Linked DNA regions of Homo sapiens: region 2 is linked to region 1. Evidence: chromatin loops called from intact Hi-C (ENCODE). Cell type or tissue: heart right ventricle. All regions are shown on one strand.

Region 1 (2,500 bases):
CCAGCATCCTCCAGACAATGATGGGGCCAGCCTCTGCGATGGGAATACAGGTGTGGATTCGAGTCCCTGCCTTCAGGAAGATCCCAGTCTATGAGGAACTCTCACCATCTAGTTGGGGAAGGAGGGTGCACAGTCACAGTCGGTCTAAGCTTATTGGCTAGGTTTGTCCAAAAGGAATATTTACCAACAGCAACCTTTTCACAGACAGGGACCAGATCTGCATTTCTAATTTTTATATTATTGTGTGTTAATCTCCTCCATCTAGTGTATCACTTAGAGAGAGATGGTCAGGAAAGGCCTGCAGCGGGAGAGAACCTGTGCTTTATAGTCCAACAGCTGAAGGTTTGACTGCCTGGTCGAGAAAGCTGAGAAAGACTGTTAAGAAATTTGGCAATAAGTCCCAGCATGGTGGCTCACACCTGTAATCCCAGCACTTTGGGACGCCCAGGCTGGCAGATCACTTGAGCCCAGGAGTTTGAGACCAGCCTGATAGAACATGGTGAAACCTCATCTCTACTAAAAATGAAAAAAGCCAGGTGTGATGATACACACCTGTAATCTCAGCTACCTGGGAGGCAAAGGCAGGAGAATCGCTTGAGCCCAGGAGTGCAGTGAGCCAAGATTACGCCACTGCACTCCAGCCTAGACGACAGAGACTGACCCTGTCTTTAAAAAAAAAAAAATGGCAATAATATAAAAGTGCATGGCATAGAGTCCAGCAAATACCAGTAAACAATAACGATTATCATCTTCATTGGCCCTTCACTCTAACTTTGTGTTTTCTGTGAGCCACCTTAGAGGAGAAAAGGTAAACATTTACTTGAACTGTTAAATGACCTTACCTCTGCATCCAGTTCATACAGTTGACCTCATGTGAACTTTGGAATTTCTGCAAGGACGAGTTTAAGAACCTGCTCGTGTTGAGCATAAAATTCTTCCTTCTTTGAGCTCAGTCTGAGTTACAGCTCTGTGTACAGGGATGTCGGCTGTGGTGATTATTCTGCAGTATGCAATGCTTGCTTTCCAGCTGGACAACCTTCAGTATTGGCCTCTTGGCCAAATCTGTTTGGGCCACACGCCTCCAGCTCAAAGCCACTGGCTTCTATATACAGAGCCAGCCCTTAAAATCAGTACTGGAAAGAGTTTTTACTGTAGTACATGCTACATTTTAACCTTCTAAAAAATGTTTTTTTTTTTTAAAAAAATTCCTCACACTTAACTTTTGTATAGTTCATAAATTCTTTAAACTGGAAAATACTAAATATGTCTCTTTTGATAAAGACATTAGCTAACCTGAGTAAAAATAAATGTGAAGAACACCTACAAGAGTAAAGTTTACCAAACTGTCTTAAATTTCTTATTGTGCCAAGCGAGGTGGCATGCACTTGTAATCTCAGCTACTCAGGAGACTAAGGCAGGAGGATAGCTTGAGGGTAGGAGTTCAAGACCAGCTGGGCAACATAGCAAGTCCTTGTCTCTAAAAAAAAAAAATTTTTTTAACTAATAGGGTACTCTACTGGGTCAGGCCAGGTAAACAACCCTGTCATGTGGGTGAGGTCAATAACACTTGGAAATCAAGGAAGATGAAGAAGTCATGAAGATTTTCTTGAAGTGTATTTATTATAAAGAGCCTAATCTTTAATCGAGGCACTGCAGCAGTAGACATGTTGGCTTACTCTTTATTGACTTAATTGACCTTCTAAACTAAACAATGTTTGGAATGTGAGTGTTTTTGTCAGTGATTCTGTAGGGGCCCAGTGAATTCAGGCAGCATTCTGCTTCTTCTGTCTCTCTTTGGCCGAGTGCCTTATCCCAACAGTCCAGTATTCATGTTCAGAGCAAAGAAGAGGTAGATCAAATCCACTAGCCAAAGAATAAACTGAAAACCAGAATTTTCCAGCTTGTGCTTATTCTGGCCTCCATATCATACCTTCATATCTTGAAAGTTTTATCACCAGAAAATCAAGAGCCAAGTAACAAAGGATCTTATTAGTTTGATCTTGATTTAAAGAGAGAAAAAAATAGGATTAAAAACAATATCTTCTATGTCAAGTGAAAGGAATAAAAATAACCTGGCTCTGGCTCCCCAAAGGTAACGAGTCCCTTAGGATCATGAGCCTTCTAAGAACTTAGTACCCATCTCCCACCAAAACACCAAGCTGGGGCATTTGGCATTGAAAATGGCCTCGAATATTTAAATTGCTTTTTTCCTGTGAGTTTAAACAGGGAAGAAGTGGGCCCTTCCCTTATTTCTAAACTCTTGACTCTCGGGCATTAGACATCAAGCTGTGAGGAAGTACGTGAAATCACAGCATTGAATTCTCTTGCTGGGAGGAGGAAATCTTTAATGTCCAACTGGGTTTAATACAGGAACTTTTTTGTTTTTTAAACTATCTTTTGGATTAAGGCTGCAGTGAACCGTGATCATGCCACTGCACTCCAGCCTGGGTGACAGAGTGAGACCCTGTCTCAAAAACAAAACAAAAATTATCTCTTGGGC
Region 2 (2,500 bases), 88 kb before region 1:
ACCCATTGCAGCCTCTACCTCCTGGGCTCAGGTGATCTTCCCACCTCAGCCTCCCAAGTAGCTGGGACTACAGGTGCATGCCACCATGTCCAGCTACTTTTTTGTATTTTTGTAGAGATGAGGTCTCACCATGTTGCCCAGGCCAGTCTCAAACTCCTGGGCTCAAGTGATCCACTTGCCCCAGCCTTCCAAAGTGCTAGGATTACAGGCATGATCCATAATACCCAGCTACGGTTTGTTTTCATTTGGATGCTAATAAGACCCATACATTCCATTTGGTTGATCTATCTCTTCAATTTCTTTTAAATTTATAATTTTATAAGGTCCCCTTCCACATTTTTCTTTGTGGAAGAGGAGAAAAGACCCTTGTTCTCTGGATCACTCTGTGGTTAAGGGGGTAGGTCCTCAAATCAGATGCCCTGGTTCTATTTTGCTTTCTTGTTTTTTAGTACTTTTTGTTTGTTACCTACACACAGAAAAGTACATGAATCATAAGTGAGCAGCTTGATGAATTTTCATAAGTGAACACACCTGTGTAACCACCACCCAGCTCAGGAACAGGGCATCACTGGCACCCAAGAACCCCCTCTCAGGCCCTTTCCCAGTCTCTACCACCTCACAAAGGTCAGGTGACTTTTTCACACCACAGCCATGTGTTACCTCTTTTTGAACTTTATATAAATAAAATCATAGCATACATTTCTTGGATGACTGGCTTCTTTCACTCACCTTTATGCTGGTGGCATGCTTATCGTAATGATTTGTTCATTCCCAATGCTGCATAGTATTCCATTGAATATGAATGTTCTACAATCTGTTTATCCATTCTAGTGTTGATGGACATTTGGACAGTTTACAATCTTAAGCTATTACGAATGGTGCTATTGTGAATGTTATTGTCCGTGTGTTTCTTTGGGTACATACTTAAGAATGAGAATTATGCATGCTCATGTTGCCAAGGTTTTAATTTTGGGTTTACTTAATATCACTTTTGTGACCTCAAGCACATTATTTTACCTCTCTGGCCTCAGTTTCTTAATCTGTAAAACAGGCATAATCATATTCACCCTGTGGAGTTATTGGGAGGATTAAATATTTAAAAAAATCTAAAACTCTTAGAATCGTGCTTGTCTCTTAGTAAGGGTTTTATAAATGTTAGCTGTCAACCCTTCCTCCCTTTGTGGTGGTAACTTCTCAAGCTCCTTCACTGTTTTTCTCCTCCTGCCAAGTTTCATTCTCCCAAGTTCAAGTTAACCTGGTCTGCTTTTCTTTCTCTCTGAAACTTGTCTATGCCTATGACTTCCATTATCTTGTACTGTGGACAGCTTTTGCAACGTGTTACCTAGAAACTATGACTCCAAATCCCCTTGTCTACAAAACTCAGCCTCTCCCCTGCTTACCAATGCTCCCTTTCTAGTAATGATGTCATATTTTCCCTTTCCCTTGAATATATGTGTCACCAAAATCTCAACAGATCTAAAGTAAATTTACCTTTCTCTCCCATATTAGAACCACCTTGGGATCATCTCTGACCCTTCTCTCTTTCTTGCACCCCATATTTAATCTGTGGGGAAGTCCTGAAGAATCTATGCTCACATCACTGTTATTCTTTTCTTTTTACTTCCACTGTCTAGTTCAGGCCCTTAACAACTTACATTGAAACTAATGCAATAACCTGTTATCTCTTCTACCTGGCTCCAACCTCTCCTATTTCTAATTTTCTCTGAACATTGCCTCCAGATTAATTGGACTAAAATATGGCTTCATAATAAATCATCATGATAGGGCATATAACTGTGAAAAGAAAATAAAGCCTTGGGACCCCAAACTCACTATGTCAAAGGGAAAAATTAAGCTTGGAAACTGAGTCACACAAAAACTGCCTTCCTTTTGCTCCTAAACAGATCGTTGCATTTGGATATTTGGACTGTTTACAACCTTAAGCTATTACAAATGGCGCTATTATGAACGTTATTGTCCATGTTTTTCTCTGGGTACTTAGTTAGGAATGAGTATGTGATAACGGAAGGCCATCTATCTCCCCAGGTGGCCTTCCTCACAATTGCTTACAAGGAAATTTTTTGTGGGTCCCAAATCTTTCAGAATACATATCCTCCTGATGAACTACCCCTAAAACACAGTTCTGTTGAATCTCACCCTGACAATGTAGGCTTTTTTTTTTTCTTTTTTTTTTTCTTGTGAGACAGAGTCTTGTCATCCAGGCTGGAGTGCAGTGGCACGATCTTGGCTCACTACAACCTCTGCCTCCCAGATTCAAGCAATTCTCCTGTCTCAGCCTCCTGAATAACTGGGACTCCAGGTGCCTGCCACCAAGCCTGGCTAATTTTTTGTACTTTTAATAGACATGGGCATTTCACCATGTTGCCCAGGCTCATCTCGAACTCCTGACCTCAAGTGATCCACCTGCCTCAGCCTCCCAAAGTGCTGGGATTACAGGCATGAGTCACTGTGCCTGGCCAACTATGTAGATTAACATCTT

What was found. Peaks named below come from ENCODE experiments on the same cell type or tissue, not always from the same donor. Only the 100,000 strongest peaks of a DNase experiment are listed, where the experiment ranks them.
Region 2: a loop joins it to region 1, with 2.3 times the contacts of the local background. A loop is called at or near these places in 19 of 110 quality-filtered maps.

Annotation. Positions count from the first base shown.
Region 1 is chr15:89,164,108-89,166,607 of GRCh38, forward strand. The region is part of intron 5 of ABHD2 (abhydrolase domain containing 2, acylglycerol lipase); the gene reads left to right. Among named protein-coding and RNA genes, the nearest start is that of RLBP1, 56 kb to the right of the region's middle. In heart right ventricle, no CTCF peak of the experiment used is centred here; a DNase peak (open chromatin) is centred at 1,037; H3K27ac peaks cover 2,230 bases.
Region 2 is chr15:89,076,554-89,079,053 of GRCh38, forward strand. All of the region lies in intron 3 of CARMAL (coronary artery disease region linked MFGE8 regulatory lncRNA), which reads left to right. It also overlaps a transcript of ABHD2 not described here. Among named protein-coding and RNA genes, the nearest start is that of ABHD2, 11 kb to the right of the region's middle. In heart right ventricle, no CTCF peak of the experiment used is centred here; no DNase peak of the experiment used is centred here.